Linked DNA regions of Mus musculus: region 1 is linked to region 2. The links are chromatin loops, found by intact Hi-C in ENCODE. Cell type or tissue: gastrocnemius. All regions are shown on one strand. Links, peaks and the distances in the headings refer to the core of each region. The heading gives the core; the rest is flanking DNA. Region 1 overlaps Fntb (farnesyltransferase, CAAX box, beta). Region 2 overlaps Max (Max protein).

Region 1 (11,475 bases), core at 1,205-9,204, 52 kb before region 2:
CATATCCAAAGCACTGTTCCTACTTTTTTTTTTTTTTTTTTTTTTTTTTTTTTTTGCTGAAAGGTGTGTTTCTGCGTATCTGATGACAACACTTGAAATCAGAGCTCTTTTCTCTAGAGGCATAAGGATGTACCAATTCCTGTCTCTCTTGTGTGGCTTGAGCAGCTAGTAGAGTGTGGTGGCCTGCTTCGGAGTGAGTTCAGACAGAGGTCCTGAGTCCGTAGCAGTGAGACATCCGAACGAACCTCATCAACACCAGATGAGATGTGGGAACCGTTGGTAGGTCTTTGGAAAAAGGGCTCAATCTATTTTTGAGATGAATTGATATGACCATCAATTCTGAGGCTGTAGTATGCCTGTGCGGAGACAGAGAATGCCATGTTCCTTCACTGAAGCCGTGTCGTGAGCAACTCCATCCAGACAGAATGTCACACCTCTCGGAGACCCAAGAAGAACAGCTGTGTGCCAAGAATGAGATGTGACTGCAGTAATGTACCCAGGCATTTTTCTGGGCCTCGTTCTGGCTTTTCCTTGGAGCCTAATGTGTTTCCCTGTTTCCGTCTTTGCAGGAGTGCATACTGTGCTGCCTCGGTAGCCTCTCTCACCAACATCATCACTCCAGACCTCTTTGAAGGCACGGCCGAATGGATAGCCAGGTGGGAGAAGTCACATGGTCCCCAGTCCCCAGAGAGCTAGCAGTCAAGAAACATAAAAAACTTGAAAGCCCAGAAGGGAATATAAAATTATAAGAGCTGTCTTAGGAGTTAGTTCTGTGCCCTTTATAAGTACCTGGGATTATTTTTAGACTTCCATTAATGCTATATTATAGTTTATATTGGCACAGATCAAAACCTTTGGTGAGTAGCCTTGGTGAGAGTATGTCTAAATTGATTAAAGCAGTTTGGCAATATCTCAAAACAGCCTTGCTTAGAAAACCCAGAAACTTCACTCCTACAGAAACTCACCCACGTGCATGAAAGAGACAAAGACTCATTTATAAGAACAAAACACTGGAAACAGGACTGGGTGTGGTGGCCCTCGGTACCCACAAGGTGATCACAGCATTCAGAAGGCCTTCTTTAGCCCCATCCTGAGTTTCAGGCTAGCCTGGGCTGTAAGAGAGCCTTTTTAAAATAGAAAACAGAAAACAAAAGGCACGTGTTTGTGTGTGTATATGTGTGAGTGAGTGTGTATTTATGTGGGGGTGTGTATGTGTGTGTGAGTATGTGTGTATTTGTGTGTGTGTGTGTATGTGTGTGTGTGTGTGTGTATTTGTGTGTGTGGGTGTATGTATGTGTGTCTATTTGTGTGGGGGTGTGTATTTGTGTGTGTGTGAGTGTATTTGTGTGTATGTGAGTGTGTATTTGTGTGGGGGTGTGTATGTGTGTGTGTGAGTGTATTTGTGTGGGGTGTGTATGTGTGTGTGAGTGTGTGTATATTTGTGGGGGGGTGTATGTATGTGTGAGTGTGTTTGTGTGTGTATATTTGTTTGGGGGTGTGTATTTGTGTGTGGTGTATATGTGTGTATTTGTGGGTGTGTTCTGGGTCACACCCCCACCTCCACCCCTGCTTCAGATCTAGACAGACTGCTCTCAGCTTGATACACAGCAGGCATCTACAAGCTTCCTTCCAGCATGAAATTCACTTCATTTTTCTGCTTTGTTGGAGCCCTGTTTTCTTATTATTCATTTTAATAAAGCATAATACTCCCAAAGTTCTTAGAAAAGGACACCTAGGAAATGTATTTTTAAGACCCTGCATGCATCTTTATTTGCAAGCCTGCTTGGTGGTCTGTCTGGTTGGAGATTAATAATTTGGCAGTGGTGTAGACTGATTTGTCTGTAAGCATTGCTTCGTTGTCTTCTGACTTTCCATGTCCTCATCAGTGGATCTGATTTCCACACTAACTAACAGTCTTTGAGGACACAGTAGAGAGATGGTGGTGCTTTGAGACTGAAACTGGGCATTCCCTGGATTTGGCTCTTCTTAGTGCTTTGTTTCTCAGTTGAGAGATCCCATCTTTTTATTCCTTCCCAGTATGCTCTTCTTCACTTCTGTGGCAAACACGTAATTATATCTGCGTACAAACCCTTGGGGAGCCAGTGCAGAAGCGCGTGCTGGTCCCTACTGCTCCAGAGCAAAAGGCAGAAAGATCCATTGAATCCAGGAATTCAAGACCAACAAGTCTGGGCAATATAGTGAAGCCCTGTCTCAAAAGGGTGGTGTGTATGTGGTTCAGTTATTAAGCACACTGCCTGTTCTTCCAGCGGTCCAGGGTTCAATTCCCAGCAACCTCATAGTGGCTCACAGCTGTATGTAACTTGATTTCTGGGAGATCTAATACCCTCTAAAGGCCTCCATGGGCATGTGGTAGTACAGGTATGCATGTTAGGCAAACACACATACATGTAGAATAAAATAATCAAATAAAAAATTTAAAACCCACGTGTAGGTCTTTTCAGCCTGTGAGTATCTTGAAATAGACCTGTCTCATTTTCCTGGGTATTGGTGAATTGAATGGCTTTAGATGGTGTCCTAGACATGGTGGCTGGTGTATTGTCGTGAATGGATTCTGTTAGATGGCTTCAAAGGATGTTTTTGTTTTTAGCAGACAAGCCACTTAGTCAGATTCCCACTGTAAACTTCAAACAGTGCTCTGCCCTGCCGTGGGTGGCAGCTCAGATCTCAGATCGGTTTTGATTCCAAGCTGCTCGGTTTGCCCAGTGTATGTACTTTCAACGGAGAAACTTGAGCTCAATTGGGGTTTTTCCATCTCTGACTCTTCCTGGCTTGTCCTCACTTTCTAGTAGCCTGTTTTTTCCTGCTAAAGATGGTGGCTTTCTATTAGATTTAGTTGCCCTGCCCTGCCCTAAGACCCAGGCTGCCACTGCCACCACTAGGGTACTAAGGTCATCCCCTGGGCAAACCAGAAGGAAAAAAGAAGAGAAAGACAGGGTTGTATAGAAGGGGAGCAGCGCTCTGCAGTTGTTGGCTCTCAGTTTTAATGCCACGTTGCACTCCCTGTGCCTTTCCTTAGTCGGCCAGGCCTTGGAGATGTTCTGCACTGCGTAGGAGTGTCCAGCCCAGTCTTCAGGTGGACTTATTGCCAGGACACTCACGGAACATGGGGATCTGACTGAGCCAGTCTATTTATCACTAGCTTTGTGCCTTGGACACATCATTTCATTTCTTTGTGTAGAATGATGGGATGTTAAATTGTATACACATCTGGAACACACCAGATTCAAGCGAGTTAGCCTGTGGTGGTAACTGTAGTGCCTGCCTGCCACCGTGCCAGGCCATCAGGACACCCAGTCGAGAACCTTTGTTGGTGCTGTGTGGAAACATCCTGATGGTGAATCTTGGTGTGGATCAATTTCCCTGTGTGGTAGGCACTCAGCAGGACTCTCATTTGCAAGCACACATTTCAGGACCAAGAAATCACCTTGCAGTATTTTTTTTAGCAACTTCTTTATTTTTGAAACAAGGTATCAGTGTGATCCCAAGGCTGACCAGTACTGTCGGCCATCTTGCCTTAGTTTCCTGAGTGCTAGGATTATAGGCATATGTCAGCATAACACGGCTGCTTTCCCAGCATCTTTTACACAAGTATTAACCTCATCTTAAAAGACTTTTATCAAATTTGTTCTTAGACAGTTTGTACATATTTATAGTGCATTCTGACTACTGTCACCCGCCCTCTTCTATCCCCCCCACCTCTCTTATCTCCACCCCTCTCCTATTCCCCACCTTCTCTCCAAGTCCCTTTCCCACATTGATGTCTTTTTTGTTTTGTGACTCGGTGAGTTTTCCCAGGGTCGTCTGTGTGACCACAGCTTTGGGGATATCCACTGGGCTCCTCAATAGGTACAGAATCCATCAGTAACCACTAGTTCAGTTGGGAGGGGTAGGGCCTGGTAAGCTCCTCCCTGAGCCGAGCCATGACATAGCATTGCCCAGTCCTGGGCAGGTCCTGTGAGATCGTGACTGCAATGGCTGTGCCTGCCTCTCAGCCGCCCTCAGAGGGTCTCTGAGCTGTAGAGGGGCAGCATCAATGTCCTATCAAAGAAAGAGTGCCCCACACGTATTCCCAGCACCTTGGCCAGCCGTACATGTCTGCATTCACCACCACTAACCAAGACCTTTTGTTTTGTTTTTTTTTTTTGGTTTTTCGAGACAGGGTTTCTCTGTGTAGTCCTGGCTGTCCTGGAACTCACTTTATAGACCAGGCTGGCCTCGAACTCAGAAATCTGCCTGCCTCTGCCTCCTGAGTGCTGGGATTAAAGGTGTGTGCCACCACGCCCGGCTGACCTAATGGCTTTTAAAGCCCAGTGGGGGTCTGTTCTCTATCTTAACTTTTCTTGTGTTTTCCAAGAGCTTGCCTAACCATTTACCCTTTCATCCTTCTGCTGTTTTATTCTCCAGTTTTATTTTTAATTTTCCAGAGTTTGGTTTTTCCCCCTGAATACTTATTTTTTATATTCTCTGCTGCTCCACTTTGTCATCTTTGCTTCCTTCACACAGTATTATCTAAGATACAACTGTAAGGGGCTGCAGAGATGGCTCAATGGCTAAGAGCCCTAGCTGCTCTTCCAGAGGCTATGGGCTCGACCCCAGCACTCACATAGCAGCTCACAACCTTCTATAATTCCAGTTCCAGGGGATCTGACTCCCTTTTCTGGCCTCCACAGGGACTGCACATGGTATACAAGCAAACATGCAGGCAAAACATCCATACACAAAAAATAAATAAAACTTCAAAATAAGATAAGATGCAACTTTAAGCAGTTTTCTTCTGGGCCCAGCTTGTCTCCTCCCCATTGCCTTTGAGGCTGGGTCTCTCTTCCATATGGAGATGCGCCCCCTGCATCTGGTGCTTAGCAACCCTATTCATGCTGTGTCTGATACTGAAAGGCTGACAGAGCCTGCACCCAGGCTGAGTTAAGACCTAGCTGGTTTTCAGGGAATTCAGTATCTCTGAGGGCTTTGTTCTTGAGCTTTCAAATTCCTGCCTAGGGTGTGAACCTTGCAGGCTTCTTATGAATTACAAGTAGGGAAAAGGTGAGGTGTTTGGGCCCTGAGGTGGCCTCCCACTGATCCCTTCTTTCTGCTGTGGAAGCTGGGATTCAGCACCCTCCTCCCTTTTGGTAGAAGCATGGATTTTAGAGATAGATAGACAGACAGACAGACAGACAGGGAGAGACAGAGGGAGACATAGAGGCAGAGGAAGGGAGAGGAGAAAGAAGAGAAACAGAGAAGAAAGAGGGAGAGAGAGTGGAGACTGGGCCTGGCATGGGGTTTTGAAACCTCAAAGCTCATCCCCTGTGACACACCCACTCCAACAAGGGCACACCTCCTAATCCTCAAATAGTGCCACGCCCTGGGACTAAACATTCAAGCATTTGAGTTTATAGGGGCCATTCTTACTTAAACCATCATAAAAATCAAGCATGTTCCTGCTTTTGGCTGCTGCTGCTTCTCTGCCACCAGCCCAGAACGGAGGTAGGTTTCTCTAACCAGCTGGTTAGGTGCTGTTAGCCTCTCTACTTGTCAGTCAGCTTTTAGGATTTCGCTATTGCTAGCCTGTGCTCATGTCATCTCCTGCTGTCTTTATCCTGGCTGTTTATGCATTTAAATCCTCTTACTTCTGTTTTATTGGGCTATTGCATTCAGTTCTTTGTGTTGTCCATTATTTGTGTTTGTGGGTGTGGGTGTGTGGAAGACAGGGTCTTTGGCAGCTCAGGCTGGGTTTGAATTTGCTATATAGTTGAGGCTGGCATGAACTCTGATTTTCTTCCATCTATCAGTGCTGAGATTACAGGCATGCGCCACCATGGTCATTTCCTAAGAGTCTTATTAGCTGAAGAAAAGCAAGGCGCAGAGAGGGTATATCATATGCTCCTGTTTGTATAAAACCACGGGAAGGAAAGCAGAATATATGTCTTTAGTATATGTGTGTGGTGTGTGTGCATGTAGTGTATGTGTGTACCATGTATGTACTGTATGTATATATGTATGTGTATATAGTGTATATAGTGTGTGGAGTATGTGTGTGTAGTATGTGTGATGTGTGTGTGAACGAGACACAGAGGAGACAGACTGAGGCACAGAGACTGATAGGTCTCTGCTGGTCATGGGAACTAGGGGTTGAGAATGGGCAAGAAGTTTCTTTGCAGTGTGTATTCTTTCACACTCTTAGGAGTATAAACTGTTTTACTATTACCTTTTGCAGCCGAAGCAAAGATTAGTTTAGCAGAGAAAGGAACTTGATCTCCCTTGCAAACTTGTCACTCGCCTTACTTTTCAGATACGAGTGCTTTCTCTAGTCCAAGTAGCCAAGTGCACTGGCAATCTAAAGTGAGGTTCGTGTTTGGGTGGTGATGGAGGTTGAGGGACAGACAGACAAGAGCAGTCTGCTCTGAGCATGTAGCTGGTTTCCCTGAGCCTGAGTTATCTCAGAAGAAAGCCTGTGGGCTCTCCAGACTTCAGGCCTCTCTGGGGAGGGGTTTGGGGGTCCTGTCAGCTCCTGGATGAAGGCCTGTTCACCTGTGCTGTTCCACTGTGGCAGAGGAGAAGAGTGACTTTAGGAAATGCATCGTGATAGTGTCACTTAAAAATACATTTAAAATTCAGGGCTAGGGAGAGGGCTAGTGGTAGAGTACTTGGCTTGCATGAGTGGGGCCGCTGATTCAATGCCAGCACACATCCAGGTGCTGCACACATGCACACACACAGACCTCAAAATGACTTCATAGGGGGCTAGAGAAATGGCTCAGCGGTTAAGAGCACCGACTGCTCTTCCAAAGGTCCTGAGTTCAAATCCCAGCAACCACATGGTGGCTCACAACCATCTGTAATGGGATCTGATGCCCTCTTCTGGAGTGTCTGAAGCTACAGTGTACTTACATATAATAAATAAATCTTTAAAAAAAATGACTTCATAGATAAAACATGCTTGTTATAGGGAGGCAAAGAAGAAAATCTGACTTCCTTATAATCTACCACCATGATACCAGCTCTCCGAGTTTCATTCGCTAGTGTTGTGATAAAATATCCTTATAGAAATCAGTGCGTGGGGGGTTGCTTTACTTCAAGAGTCTAGGATACATCACAGAACAGAAGTAAGTAGAGGGAACAGGAACTTGCTAGGCCGGAGCAGAGAGAAATGAGTGCGCTCTTGCTTACTAGTGCTCAGCCCTCTTTCCACTCTTACACAGTTCAGGACCTAACGCAGGATATGGCACTGCCCATATCAGTTAACGCAATCAAGGCAGTCTCCCTCAGACATGCGAGCGGCTGGGGGGGGGCAACCTCCTCTAGACACCCTTCACTCACACTATTCTCTCCAGTGAGTCCACACTGTGTCAAGTTGACAGTTAAAAGTGACCATTATAAATTTTTGGTTGTTGATTTTGTTTCTTGAGACAGGGTCTCACTATGTAACCCTGGCTGACCTGGAACTCACAAAGATCCACCTGCCTCTGCTTCCCAAGTACTGGGACTAACAGCATGTACAACATGCCCAGCCTCAGACTTTTTTTTTTTTTTTTTTTTTTTTGGTTTTTCGTGACAGGGTTTCTCTGTATAGCCCTGGCTGTCCTGGAACTCACTTTGTAAACCAGGCTGGCCTCGAACTCAGAAATCCACCTGCCTCTGCCTCCCCAGTGCTGGGATTAAAGGCGTGCGCCACCACACCCGACCTTTTTTTTTTTTTAATGTATATTCTTCCAGAGTTCTGGAAAGTCAGCCATACAGTACACTGTTGTTTTCTAGCATTCATGTAATACCTGAAACATTTTCATAACTCCGTAGCACTACTTAATGAGCAGGTGATGGTCTGTTGTAAGATGCAGCATGTTTATATCTCAGCCTCTGCTCACACACATCTGAATTTTTAAGTTGGCCTGACACTCTGCTCTCAAATATGGGGTTGTAGCAAACATGTAAGGTCAGTTCTTAGAAGTGGCCCTGTCCTGCTGACCCACAGGTGATGCATGGGCTGGGGAGGTGGCAGGAGACCCAGCACTTGCTGTGCAAGCGTGAGGACCAGAGTTCAGCTCCTCAGAGCCATGTAAACTCTGGGCAGTCATGGCGGCTGCCTGGAATCCCAGCACTTGGGTGACAGAAACAGAACATATCCTGGGCAAGCCTGCCCCCTAGACTAGCTAGAAGCAGCAAGCTGCAGGTTCAACAAGAAACTACCTCTGACTGGGTAGTGGTGGCGCACACTTTTAATCCCAGTACTCAGCAGGCAGAGGCAGAGGATCTCTGTGAGTTCGAAGCCAGCCTGGTCTACAGATCAAATTCTTGGACAGCCAGGGTTACACAGAAAAATTCTGTCTTGAATACCACCCCTCGCCTATCCCCCCAAAAAAGAAAGAAACTACTTCAATGAATAAAGTAGAGTCTCATATGCAGCTCTCGATGGACTGAAACTTGCTGTGTAGACCAGGCTGGCCTGTAGCTTAGAGATTAGTCCTAGGTACTAGACTAAAACATCAGATAGTTTAAGTATATGGAAAATTCTAAAATTTAAAAACAAAGTTTATTTTTTTAAAGATTTATTTATTATTATATCTAAGTACACTGTAGCTGTCTTCAGACACACTAGAAGAGGGCATCAGATCTCATTATGGATAGTTGTGAACCACCATGTGGTTGCTGGGATTTGAACTCAGGAGCAGTCAGTTCGCTTAACCACTGAGCCATCTCTCCAGTCCTCACAAAGTTTATTTTTGAGCAGTTACAAGCTGGGCACAATCTTATACTTAGGGGGTTTATCGTTGGTATTGTTTGTTTTTGTTTGAGAGAGGATCTTACTCTGTGGCCCAGGCAGTCCTCCTGCCTCGGCCTTACGAGTTCTGAAATTACAGCCGTGAGCTATCACACCCAGGTAGTTCCAGTCTCTGTGAAGCTGACGTAGGAGGATCACTTGAGCCCACCTGGACAACAGAGTTGCCAACAACATAGCTCAAAGTGTGTGTGTGTTCATTACAGAAGTTTTAAGCCATGCAGCCTGGTAGTGTGGGTTCGTATTCCAGCTATTCCAGAGGCTAAAACAGGAGAATCCCAAATCTAGGTCTTGCCTGGACTATAGAGTGAGTAATGCAAGGCCAGCCTGGGCAGCTTAGGGACCTGACCTACTTCCAAAAGCAAAAAGCAGGCTGAGATGTAGCTCAGTGGTAGAGTCCTTGCCTAGCATGTACAATGCCCTGGTCTAATCTCCAGTACTACAAAAAAACAAAACAAAAACAAAAACAAACCAAACCAAGCCAAACCAAACCAAAAAACCAGCAGACAACCCAGATAGCTGTAGCAGGGTGCCACACATCTGGATCCTAGCACTTGAGTGGCATAGAGGTCAGGCCAGACAGGGGTCCTCTAGGAAATTCAAGACCAGCCTGGCTACATGAAACAAACAGAAACAGGAAACTGGAAATCAGAGGGACGGGTGTGGCCCAGCGTGTGTCAAGTCCTGAGTTTGAGCTCCAGAGCTAGGGTGAAAAGGAAGAAACTAGACAAAAGTGAAAAGGCACTCACCAATAAACTTGTACTTGAAAATAGCCAGAGATAGCAGTTATTTTTCTACTTCATGTTAACTTGCTGACTCTGCTACATATACTACCCTGCAGCTTTTCCCATGAGGATTGACCAGTGCTACTCCATTTCTTATGTGAGTGGACAGTTTCTAAATCTCCAAGGCCTACTGGTTTTGTTTTCTAGGAAAAGGAATCTGCTAACATTAGATAAGGGGCTAGGGAGGTAGTTCAGCCTATAAAGTGCTCTGTGCAAGCAAGAGGACCTGAGCCCAGTACCCATGTGAAAAGCCAGACATACTTGTAATCCCGGCACTGGGGAGGGGGTTTGGGGATCCCTAGGACTCATTGATTCCCCAGGATCTAGTGAGAGACTCTGTCTCAAAAAAAAACCCGTGGCTAGCCCTCCTGAGGAACAGCACCCAAAGCTGACTTCTGACTGCCATATGCACGTGCACACACACACACACACACACACACACACACACACACACACACATGCAGCCAAGGTAATAAATCAGCACAGCTCTATCCATGGTGCTACCATCTTATGCTTTAATCAGAGCCGACTTATTCTCTGCCACCAGAATATGGTCAGGACGCCTGTCCCCGTCCCTGCACTCTCCACATCTGCTTCTTTTGATCTCTTAGGTGCCAGAACTGGGAAGGCGGCATTGGTGGGGTGCCAGGGATGGAAGCCCACGGTGGCTACACCTTCTGTGGCTTGGCTGCGCTGGTTATCCTCAAGAAGGAACGTTCTTTGAACCTGAAGAGCTTGCTAGTGAGTAGCTGTTGCACCACCCTCTCCCCGAGCCTAGGACTGGTGATGTGACTCGATCTCTGGGACCATGGGGAAGTCTGGTGATGGGAAAGGAGGGCTGAGCTCAGGCACTGAGCGCAGATGGAGCCTCAGGTGTGGTTGCTGGTGTCTGCCCAGCCCTGAGTCAGCAGAAGGAGCAAACAGCTGCCCTCGGTCTCAACTCCCTTCTCCTACCTCTCCTCCTGCCTGTTTTGAAGTTTCTGAACAGACCCAGAGTGGACTTGAGTCCTCCACCCACCACCTGGAATGAGCCATTGTACCTTTGCCCCAAGAATAGCAATGGTCCCACAGGATTCACTATTACCATGTGTCTTAGAATCACCTAAGAGAAGAGGCTCTCAGAAGAGCTTTGAAGCATTTAAGAGCCAAGGATTTATTACCTGTGAAAATTCCATATCTGCATTCCAGCAAGTTCCCCAGGCAGAGCTGGGAAAATGCTATTGGGAGGTCTGGACATCTCTTCTAGACCCCCCAAGCTCTTGGCCAGTGCTCAAAAAGCGGTCATGTTAAGGGAAACCTAGGACATACAGAGAGAATATGGTCCCTTTGTCTTTTGGGAGGTATCGCTCCCCTGGCTATCATGAAAGCAAACCAGCTACACTAGACCTTCAGCTCTCTCTGAGAGCGGATGCCAAGCCCTCATTGTTGAGCCGTCCTGAGCCCTCTAGAGTGTTGCTTTTATATTTTGTGGTAGTGTAACAAGCAGCACTGTGCCCTCATTGTGAGAGAAAGCCTCTCACACAGCATGCGCTGTGGAGGTTCTGGAAAACTGATACTGAATGACCAACTTTGAGGGTACATTTTACAATATGATCATCCTTAGGAGATGAAATGTAAAGTCCCGTGTTGTCTCAGCCAGGGTTTCTATTGTTGCAGTGAAAACACCACAGCCAAGAAGCAAGTTAGGGAGGAAATAGTTGATTCAGTTTCCACTTCCACACTGCTGTTCATCACCAAAGGAAGTCAGGACAGGAACTCACACAGGGCAGGAACCTGGAGGCAGGAGCTGATGCAGAGGCCATGGAGGGGAGCTGCTTATTGGCTTGCTTCCCTTGACTTGCTCAGCCTGCCTTCTTATAGAACCCAGTACTACCATCCCAGGGATGGCATTATTCACAA
Region 2 (11,475 bases), core at 1,179-9,178:
AGATTACTGGTCTTTTCTGTTTGTCTTTCTTTTTAAAGAAATTCACGAGGGGTCAGTCTCTTGGAACTGGAGCTATAGAAGGTTGTGAGTCACCATGTGGATGATGGGACTTGAACCCTGTAAGAACAGCATCCCAAGTTTATAGTTAACCTCCCTCAAACTCCCAAGTGCTAGATTACAGGAGTTAGAGAAGACAGGCATTCTTCATGATGCTTATTTTATCATACAAATACAAGAAACAAGAAATAAATGGAGTTTGTGTCTTATTTTCAAGTTTTCTTTCTTGCCAGACTGCATGGTGACACATGTCATGTCATTCCAATATTTAGGAGGCTGAGGCAGACAGTAAGTTCTATGTCAACGAAGACTACCTAGGGGATTGCAAGCCCCAGCTAGGAGACCCTCTCTCAAAAGTAAATAAACAAATAACATGTTTCTCCTTGTGAGATAGTGGCTCAGGATTGCAGGCTAAGCACTTGAGGCTTAAGCACAATTATGAATTCTAATCACGCTATACCAAACTCTACATTAAATTTTTAAAAGACCATTTTTTTTCTTCCCAGGTTAGGATCCAATTGAATCAATATGAATTTTTCCTTCTGTATTTTAGAAAAAAGAAAAAAGCAAAGACAGAGGCATCTTAGTGATTTCAAGGCCAGCCTGATTTATATAGTAAGGTCCAGGACAGCAAGGGCTGCATATTGAGACCCTGTCTCAAATATAAATAAGAACGAAGTAAAATGTAATATAACGCTCAGGATGAAACTCATTTCTTTCATTATTTAAAGACACACACACAAAGCCAGGCATGGTGGCCATGCCTTTAGTCCCAGCACTTAGGAAGCAGAAGCAAGCAGATCTCATCTTGAGTTTGAAGCCAGCCTGGCTTATATAGTGAGTTTCATGAAAGCCAGGACTACATAATAAGACCCTGTCTCAAAAACCAGAACTCCCCAACCCCAGAAGAACAAAACAAAAACAAACAAACAAAACACACACACACATACATGGAACAGAAACAACCAAAAAAAAAAAAAAAAAAAGAGGCTTCACTTTTCCAAGTGAATCTATGGAGCCTAAAACAGGAAGATTACTATGAACTCAAGCCAGTTTGAGAGCCACAGAATGAAACTTTATCTCAAGAAACCAAACCTGGGGGGGACCAAACCTAACAAATAAACAAAAATCTTAAAAAAGGCTTGGACACATATCACATAATTGCAATGTTAACTGTAGAGTCCCTGGCACATAAGGGTGCTGACATCAAAGGAGACTCAGATCAAAGGCCTTCCTTCAACAATCTGAGCTGAGCTCTCCAAAACTCACACGGACATTCACTTCATGACCACTGACATGTCACAACCTTAACCATTGCAATTCAAATCAAGAATGAGTCAATTTCCTTTGGTTCCAATACGACATTTTAAGAAGATTGCGACATTTGGTGAGAAGTCAGTCTGAGAGACCGAAAGGTTGCAGACCTGAAGCCTCCCTGCACCTGTGAGCCTATTGGCAGACGGAAGGAAGAATAATGAAAAGTCCTGCCCTTCACACATGCAGAGGACTCTTTATGACTTACAAGGTTAAGAGCAAGCAGGCCAGGAAGGCCTCTGAAGTAAGAATGGCAGCTTGACACTGGCAGATTAGGGCTCTGTTGACTGGCTCACTAAATCTGGTTCTTGTTCCCAAATTTAAAAAAAAAAACAAAACAAAACAAAACAAAAAAACGACTAAACCAAATCCAAGCACTTAAGAAGTGGAGGCAGAAGATGAGGAATTCAAGGTCAGCCTTAACTATGCTGTAGGTTCCAGGTCAGCCAGAGATACAAGAAACCCCATCTCAACAAACATGCAAACACAAGAAATTACAATACAGGGCCTGGTATCATCCTCTCACCCACTCCTTATCCATTCTGGCCTGTTCGAGATTCCTCAACTGGCCTTCCTCCTGCCTTGAATGCCCAGAGCCAGACAAATAGTTCTTCACGACCATGAAATCTGCCCAAAGGCCATCTTGCCAATGGGATCTATCTGTTCCACCAACCGCCCCACCTTAATCTCCTCCATAGCGCATGCACATGCACATGCAAGCATACACAGAGTCCTGGCGATTCGGGAACTTAATATGTAGTCCAGACCAGCCTTAAACTAAAAAGATCCACCTGCCTTCCAATTGCTATGATTAAAGGTATCTGCTATCACCATGCCTAGCCAGTATTCCTAATTTTAGTGATTATTTAATTTCTATTATTTCCTTGCTAAAATAAAACATCTATTTTTGTTAAGAACAGTAGCTGGTGTGTGTAGACCCTGCAAGGATGTTTGCTGAATGGAGTAGGTGAAAGGACCACGGATGACAAACTACTCATCCCATCTGTAAGCTAGCAAAGTCAAACTTCAACTTCCTCAAAGAAACGCGGCAAGAGGACCTAGTATCGTAAACCTGTAAGGTGTTAAGGAAGAATGTAACAGCAAGGGAAGAGGCCAAGGAAGGAAGCGCTGCAGCTGTGGCTCGTGAGCTACACTTTCAGTGGTCTCACTCTTCAGAACTCCTCAGATGAGCCTGCCTGCCTGGCTTACCCCAGGAGTTCATGTGGCTCTGGAAGTGGGCGGGTCACAGCCCTCCCACTGAGAAGCACATCCCCAGCCCCAGGTTTAGATGAAGGCAGCTCTAGCCCAGAAGCTCACCAAGTGATGCTGACACTCTAGCATACGGAATAAGCACCAAGTGTCCGCAGGTCAGGTATGCATCAGAGATAAATCTCTTGCACAAAGGGTGCGTCTCTCAGTCATAAAGATTTCCTGTGGTGCTCAGTGTTATACTCAGGAATGCTGTTATTCCGGTAAGTACCTTGGTTCAAGGCCATTAAATCAAGTATATACCAAGTGGGCTTAACGTACAGCAAAATTCTGGCTTTGTAATACGGCATTCACATGGCCTATTTGTGTTTTCCTGTAAGCTTAGACTTACTCCATACTTCAACCACACAGAAGGCCACATTATAGACAAAATAGAAAACATAGCTTTTCAACTTTTTATAAACATGAAAAACGTAATCTTGGATAACAAAGCAAATTCAGGACACTTAGCAGAGAACCAAAGCAGTAAAGCCATTTGAAGCATACCTAGAGTAAACACCGTTTTATTAAATCGTGTTCCTTAAGCTAGGTGTAATGCTAACAGGCTAGATGGGCTGAATCCCAGATTCAGGCCAGTCTGACTATACAGTGAGGCTCTTTCAAACAAGCTGACCCAGGGGGCTACAAAAAGCAGCCTGTTGCTACACTGTGTCAAGGGTAGAACTAACTGTGCAAACAAATGTTTTTTTCTTTATTCTAAGGAGTGACCCTAACCCACAGGCTTTTGCTCAAAGCTTTTGGGTTTTGAAGCTAGAAACAGCTGGCTCCTACCTCTCCAGGGAAAATACAAGCTTCAAAAGGCCACCAGGAAGGATGAGAATAACTGCTTTATTCTCTCTCATATGAACATGTCTCACTTTTTTGGTCCACAGCTAACAATGCTCTTTACATATGTTGGGAAGAATATGTGTCAGAACTGAAAATCACTGGTGCCCAGGCAGTTCACAGACCTGCTTCAAAGTGTTCATTTACACCAAGTAAGTACTAATGTTGAACTGCACAAGAGAAATTCCCACAGAGGTTTAGGGTGTTGCTGGCCTGGGAGAATCTTTAGTGATCCCAAACTAATTATGGACCATGTTACATAGTACAGGATATAGTTATAGTAATGTCATGAGTGACTAATTTATTTGCTTAGCATGTACAAGGCCCTGGGTTCAAGCCCAGCACTACCAAATAAAAAAGGAATGGACTACAGCATCTCCAACTCTGAAAGGGATGTCCTGACAAGAGCTATTAGAGCTGACATTGCTTTTGCTAAAGATAATTAAGAATGTGTGGGGATCTTCCAAAGAATCAAAAAGAAAAGAAAAGAAAAAAGAGAGAGACCATGCCACCTGACTGTGTTTCTTTACAGAAGGGATGTTCTAGTCCGTTCCAAGCTGCTGATGGGCCAACTGGCTTTGTCAATAAACTCACCTTCTCTCCTTGGAGTGATGGGACTGAGTCCCGCAAACTGTGAAAGCTGTCTTTGATGTGGTCCCTACGTTTTCGTTCCAGTGCATTATGGTGAGCCCGCTTGTCAGCCTAGGAGAGTGAAGAAAGAGCATGTCAGGAGTGTACTTCTTTACAGGTGGATGCGGCCAAGCCTGGAAGTGTGTGCAGTCAGCGCTGTCCCTGGCAAGTGGACTGGGAAAATTTGTTGTGAGGTGGGTAGTTAGGAAGGAGTCTCCAGAATTAGGCTCTGTTAAAGGGGAGAAAGGGTGAGCAAGGCTTGCAACAGGAACATCCAAAGTAGCACGATGACTCCAGCTCATGCACAAGGAAAATCAAAGTTATTCAGGGACAAAGAGTGACTCTCCAGTGAGTGTCCCCAACCTACACGATGGAGCAGCTGCCAGTCTGTGGTTGGAATGTTACTAAGGGAAGCTCCAGCGGGCACTTCATAAGCTATGGTTACCTCTACCGTGAGACTTGGGGCGTGGGCTGCTTCTGTCCACAGGAAACCCATCATCCTGAGGCTCCGCTGACACCCTCCTGATAAAGGTCACTAGCATATCCTCTTATCAAGTCATACAAGAGAGCACCAATCCTCTAGAAAACACAGTTGCACCTGAGCTCATTATGGCAGAGCTGACAGACTGTCAATTACATTCAGTTTCCTCTCACACAGACTGAGCCAGAAAGGCAGTTCTTGGGCAGCAGACCTTCTGACCCCTACATGCTCTTGGTAAAGTCCCTCAGGCCCCTGCAGCAGGGCAGGCCCATTTGGCAGTTTTCTAAATACCCTAACCTAACCAGCCTTTAACCTTTCCTGCTTGGAATTATAAACAGTCAGCTGTTGGGCCAGGACTGCCAACCAATCAGGAAAGGAAAGAGAGCAGGGCACCGTGCTAAGGAGCTTCATCTCCCTCTGAACAGAACACAAGGACCTATTTCAGCAAAAACTTCACCACACCTACACTTCAGGCATTATAGACACACACACTCTTTGAGATTTTACCCTGACTAGAGCAGGCTGGGCTAGGCTAGCCTAAAGAACCTATGTACACATTAGAGTGACCTGGCCACTAAGCCCAGAGCGCCAGGAATTTTGAAAATGCAGCAACAAGAGAAAACCAAGTTAAATGCTGCTTTCAAAGAATCCTTGTACTAGAAAAGATGGTCAGACAGAATCAGACAGAGCCATGAGAAGAAAAGGACCTGAAATTCTTCTCCTATCAAATTCTAAAGTCTGTGACTCACTGAGGTCTGCACTTTTCTCCTGATCCCTAGGTGCCTATCTACAGTTGTTAATCGGCTACAAATCCCCATTACAGCCACTGTCCTGAAGGACTTGTAAAGTTAACCCTTCTCAAACCTCAGTTCACTGTTAAGCAAAATATTTTCTCAACTAGTTATATGGAAAATAGAAAAGGAATCTGAAAGGACAATTAAGCTTGAAAAACCAGGTACCTGAGGTTAGAGGATATTATACAACACTGGGCAAGATAACTACAGCCACCCTCCAGCGGCAGTGTGAGACAGCTTGAGGTAAACTGGCCTGTCACAATCCGTACCTGAGGAGCCCAAGAGACCTAGGACCAGCATTTGGCATGGACTAGACCTCTGGTGTTTACTCTAATTTCCAAGATGGTCTATTTACATGCAAATCAATTGGTCTTCAGCAGCAGTCCAAGATACTCCTGTCTACTAAATCACCCTGACTCCTGGCCCTCCTCCCAGCTTAAGAGCTGTGCACGGAAGCAGTGACCCCAGTTACCCACAATCCCTCCTGTTAATACAAATAAAATCCTAATTGTCTGTTTTCTTTTTGGGAGAACCCTAAAAATCCCAAGCAGTTAGAGCTAAGTTGGTCTTGGTTTCCTGTGGGCCTGTGCTGCAAGCAAGGAGCTAAGTTTAACCAAACAACAAAATCATCCCACAAGATGCACCACCCCCTCCCGTTTGCTGAGCACTGAAAGGACTCAGATGGACAACAAGTCGTTTGGTTGGAAGACTGTAGTGAACTTGGCCGTAGACCATGAGCAGAAATCTTGGCTTCTCATCTGGGGAGCCAGCCAAGTTAGAAGTTGGCTCGGCTACGAAAGGCGGCAGGCCACTGCCTGGTAGAAAGCCTGGGCTGGGGACTGTTGTTCTCCAAGCAGTGGATGGAATTTCTGTGGTGGTTCCAGACCCAATTTAACTAGCAGAACGGGGGAGTCTTAGAGCAAGCAATCCTGCCATGCCTACCCTCGGCTGTTCTGCCTAAACAGAGAGCCGCAAGGATGGACTTGTTTTCCCCTCCCCTGGCCTCATTTGCAAGCACACGTGAAAAACATGCCCAACTCACATGCCTAATTCCAGGCAACTCTGAATTAAGTGACATTTCCAGTGCTTACAGAGCATAGGAAAACTTGACACACCTTCACACAAGGCTGAGGGTTCTCTCTGCAAAGTATTTCTATGCTGAAGATGAAGCAGATACCCCCTAGCTTTGTGTGATGGGCCAATGGGAAGGCTATTATACTGTCTTGTTAGCCATCTTCTCTTGCTGACAGCTCTTTCCCAAAAGGCCAAGCTTTCAGAACTGAGGAAAGAAAAACCAGGTAAAGATCCTCGGCGGAAGGTGCTGGAGATCCTCCCAGGAGCTGTCTTTTTAAAGCAGCACAGCAATCAACAGCAACAGCGGAACAAAGCAATTCAGGTGAGTGTACACTCTCTTGCCTATACCGAGAAGTGTCTGGTCATGCTGACACTGGGACCGGTGGTACCCTTGTGGAATAGATCACAGAGGTCTTTTTGGGCGATGTCACAGGTTCCCAAATGACTCCCCTATACATCCTCAGGAGTAGATGCTGGACACTGCTTGCTCTGTAACACAGGATTTGCAGTTTCTGTCATAAAGCCCTTCTTCATCAGCATGTCCCAGACTAAGAGAAGTACTAGGGGCTTTGTGATACCAGAGAGTGGTCCACAGCTGCTCACCAGGAACTACAGTACCAAATTGCTTCCAGCTTTGATGTCTAGGCCAAGGCTTTTACTCAGTCTCAGCTGTAGTTCCACCAAACTTTTCCACGCTGGCAGACAGCAGCAAACCCGTCACCTATAATTTGTCCACCTCTCACACTAACAAGCATGTGTATCTTAGTGCAGCTCAATGTTGAAAGCAAGCTTAGTCGCTAAACTGACAGGACACGAAGCTAAGGAGACCCGTTCAGAATCGAGGCACTCTCTCCAGAGTATTTCCTTTCAACTTACTGCACAGAAAATGCATCTCCATTTACTCATCTCACCAATCAGCAACCCAACTTCCTGCGAGGCCTAGCATGGAGAAAGAAACACCTTACTGTAAAGATGTACAAGATTTTTCCAGAATGCCATTTCTTCCAAGCTGCCTGGCACCTAACTGTTCTACCATATAGGGGGAATCTTCTCAATGCCAATGTGGAGAGAACGTGTGTCGTCCTTAGTGGCTATTTAGTATATTTATTTTGAGAAATGTAATGGTGTCTCTTTAGACAACAGAGTCACAGGACTATCCAGCAAGCTTCACTAAAACACTAAGACTGCTGAATACAAAGGCTCCGAACTCTCACGCAGTACACGTATTACTTCTGTTTGGTGAATTAAATAAAACAATTCCTAAGCAACTCAAAAGTAACCTAAAAATTGCAACATGAAACAACAGGCACCTGAGATGAGATAATCTCACTAGTGTCTTTAGTAGGCAGATATTAACTCCAGGTTCCTAGCTCTTCTGTTTGAAGCCTACAGCTGATACACATTTCTGTCAATATATTTGCTTTTGAGGTTTCTACCATCTTTTGGAGTCTAAAAGAACCTGGGAACACTACAACCCACACGTGCCATTACACTAGCTGTTTAGCGGAAGGAATTCTTGGTTAGGACACGGAAGGCAGGCCTGATAACATAACACCTGTAAGCCCCACAGGAGGCTGAGGCAGGAGAATTCCTGCAGGGAGAGGGGGAGGCCAGGCTACATAGCAAAACCCTGTCATAACCCTCCCTTGTCCCCAAAAGAGATCAAATAGGGTTCCTAGATCAACTCTTTTATTCTGTCAGCCTTTTGACAAAGCAACACACAACCCTTAAAAACTTAGCACCGTCTTCTCTCTCACAACACGCGCAGGGAGGAACGCGGCTTTTACATCATCAGAGCAAGCGCTGAGCAGAAGCACTACAAGCACTACAGCCCTTGCAGCACTTCTGTCACAAGTTTCCTGAACCTCCAGAGTGGTCAAACTCCCTTCCTCCCAAATACACTTCAATCTCCAAAGAAGCAAAAAGCTGAGGAGTTAAAAATACTGTAAACCAGAAAGAACTAGAAGTGGAAGAGTGCAACCCTACTTTACACCTCCAGCCAGCAGAGCAGGTGCAACATGTTGGATTCAGCAGACGCGGCAAAGGACAGTACATAGAGAAAGGCCTCGGGTTTCTTGACCAGCTCAGGAATCCTACATTTCACATACACTTTCACTCTTTCCCAGAGAAATTATCCAAACAGAAATAAAGCAAAAGGAACCCCTTGCATAAAGTAACTGCCTCAGAAACTTAGTTTTAAAATACAACTTACTCCCCCACTCCACCCCCCAAAAAGTACTAGTGAGATTCTGCAATTATTAAGTTTAGTAACCAGTGTTCAGGGTGACTTCCTCTAACAGTTTGCTGCTCACTGGAGACTGCTTCCGTGTGCAGCACTCGTGTGCAGCACTCGGCAGATCAGTTTCACTTTCCACTGCCTCCCTCCCATACTGATCTGAATGGCCTGCACTCTTCACAAGTAAGATATTGTACTGACCGTAGGAACTATGATCATCTTTTCATGTTAGGACCCACAGAACATTTTCCAAATAACGTGTGTGTGTGTGTGAGAGAGAGAGAGAGAGAGACAGAGAGAGAGACAGAGAGAGACAGAGAGACTATCGCTCAGTTCGAACTCATGGTAATCCTCCTGTCTCAGTTATCCTGAGTGCTGGGATTACAAGCGTGAGCTTCCACACTTGGGTTCCAAATAACTTCTTAAAAGTTTTCCCGTAGTCCTAAACATGTGGTCGTTCACAGTCCACATTTCTTAAATGGTTTTCCAAAGATAAAATCTAATAGCTTCCCATATTTTAGAAAAAAAATTGTATTATTTATACTAAATTTTAAAAAGCAAATGGATGTATTCACAGGGATAATGGAGGAGTACATGTTCCCAGCCCGTCTGTGACAGTTGGACAATGCACCATCTATAATATACCTGCTTTGTCTGTCTATGCTATGATAAACTGCTACCAGAAAAATCTCAATAAATAAACATACTAAATGAAAACAAAGGGTCTCAAAGGTTCAACCTCCAGCAACAACAAAAATTTCACTGTCTATGTCCCAAAGTGAAAGGAAAAACCCAAAGCACCTTAACAACAATGACAAAAAAAAGTTAAAACATCTAGACAAAGTAGAACCAGTCTCATGGGAGTGGAAACAATAAATGTGCATCACCACCCAAGTGGATGCTTTCAAAAGCAGAAAGCCTGCAGGAACTGCTTATCATATCATAGAGTAAGAAAGCATCGCTCACTGAAAGGCAAACCTAATTCCAGCTCAAGGATGAGTCTTCAAAACAAGCCGTTCCAACCCTTGCCCCCTAACCCTCATCAAGTCCTGCAGCAGACCTTAGAACTAGAGACTTGGGGAGGGGGGAAAGAAGTTGCTTTGTTGTTGTTGTTTTGGTAGGACAGGTTCAAAAGAAAACAACCAAGTCCATAGTATTAAGACTAATAGGACCCAGGCAGGGTGGTGACACATTTAGTCCCAGCTGATTAAATCCCATTTAATCCAGGAACCTGAGGTGGACCGATCTCCCTGAGTTCCAAGACAGCTTAGATGCCTTTCCCTCTCTCTCAAGAGAGAGAGAGAGAGAGAGAGAGAGAGAGAGAGAGAGAGAGAGAGAGAGAATAATAGCTGAAAAACAAAACAAAAAAGGAATTTGACTTTCCGTGGAAGTAAGTATGTGTAATGCTTCATTAGGAAATAAAACATTATCTTCCACGAGGCTCTCAGAACAATCCTTAAGACCTCTGAGATTACTGCACTCAATCAACCAGCACTCAATAAATAAGGTTTTCTTAGTGTTCAGGCAAGCTGTACAATCTCTAACGAAGCACACATACAACTGAAGAACCTGCTTTTAGCCTGTGAATAGTAAGGTCCTACATCAGAGCTATCATTTGGCATCCTACAAACTTGTTCCCTAGAAAAAGAGACAAAGGTAGAGAGTTCTTGTTCGTGTGAGGCAGAATCTCATGCTGTAGCCCAGGCTGGAACTCATTCTATATCCCAGGCTGGCTTAAAATTCAGGGAAGACTCCTGCCAAAGCCTCAGAAGCCCTGGGCTTACATACTGGGCCACAAGCCTGGACTCTGTGTTGTGTATGTTAAGGCAGGGTCTCAGTAAATTGCTCGAACGTTTGATCCTCCTACCTCAGCCTCCCCAGTAACTGGGTTTACCGACCAGAACCACCAAGCCTAGTTGCATCCTGCAAACTCTACAAGTTCCTAAACAGCTGTGTCATATATCGTTTAAAAATCAGGTAACTAGAAGGTAGAGAGATAGCTCAGTGGGTAAAGGCACTGAGGTCAAACCTGATGACCCTAAATTCAATCCCCAGACCCATGTGTTTGAGAGAGAGAACTGAATCCAAGTGGTTCTTATGACCTTCACATGTGAGCCATCACATACACGTGACCACACAACACTCACACACACATACATACATACATACACACATACATACATACACACACACACACACACACACACACACACACACACACGTTAAGTAAATGTAATTAAAAAAATCAATTAAATAGGCTGAGGTTGAAGCTCCATGGCAGAGGGGTTGCACAGCATGCGAGGGCCCTGGGTTCGAATCCTAGCACAGTCAAAAGTTAAATGCACATAAACACACCCAAAAAAGTAATAATCTGTGTTTCAAGTATTTTAACATTTCTCATAAACTTTGAGGTTCCAGGGATAGGGCTCAGCCCTGAAGGAAACAAAAAGATCTGGCAGCACCGGGCAGCACCGATCACTCTCAGGTAGCAAGCAGCAGGGGCAGGTGGCTACGGACTTTTTAGAAGGGGTGTACATCCTCACCTCTTCCTTCCACCCTTGACTAGCTGTTACCTGGTCCTCACGGGTAATGAGGACCTCACTCCATTCTCTTTCCCTACCATTTCCAACCATCAAATATTCCATCTCTCTCTCTCTCCTCTGGTTGTATTCTGAGTCTATTCCTTCTCTCCTCTCTCTCTCTAATCTATGCCTATTTACTCCTAAGTCTCAGACTCCAGACAAGAAAGCATGGGGTCAACCCAAAGCCAGAAACACCTACAAAAAAACCCCATT

Evidence for each region. Hi-C counts contacts between places; a loop is a spot of excess contacts. Peaks named below come from ENCODE experiments on the same cell type or tissue, not always from the same donor. Only the 100,000 strongest peaks of a DNase experiment are listed, where the experiment ranks them.
Region 1: a loop joins it to region 2, with 2.4 times the contacts of the local background. A loop is called at or near these places in 3 of 42 quality-filtered maps.

The regions. Positions count from the first base shown.
Region 1 is chr12:76,896,758-76,908,232 of GRCm38, forward strand. Fntb (farnesyltransferase, CAAX box, beta) reads left to right here. Exons shown (of 12, transcript NM_145927.2): 7 at 570-656; 8 at 10,188-10,317. It overlaps Gm46358 (a long non-coding RNA gene), which reads right to left. Exons shown (of 2, transcript XR_001780630.2): 2 at 1-692. Among named protein-coding and RNA genes, the nearest start is that of Gm46358, 7.8 kb to the right of the region's middle. In gastrocnemius, for the core only: no CTCF peak of the experiment used is centred there; a DNase peak (open chromatin) is centred at 1,590; H3K27ac peaks cover 2,893 bases.
Region 2 is chr12:76,949,110-76,960,584 of GRCm38, forward strand. Max (Max protein) reads right to left here. Exons shown (of 4, transcript NM_001146176.1): 2 at 4,060-4,167. Among named protein-coding and RNA genes, the nearest start is that of Max, 7.4 kb to the right of the region's middle. In gastrocnemius, for the core only: no CTCF peak of the experiment used is centred there; DNase peaks (open chromatin) are centred at 5,823 and 6,130; H3K4me3 peaks cover 4,063 bases; H3K27ac peaks cover 6,761 bases.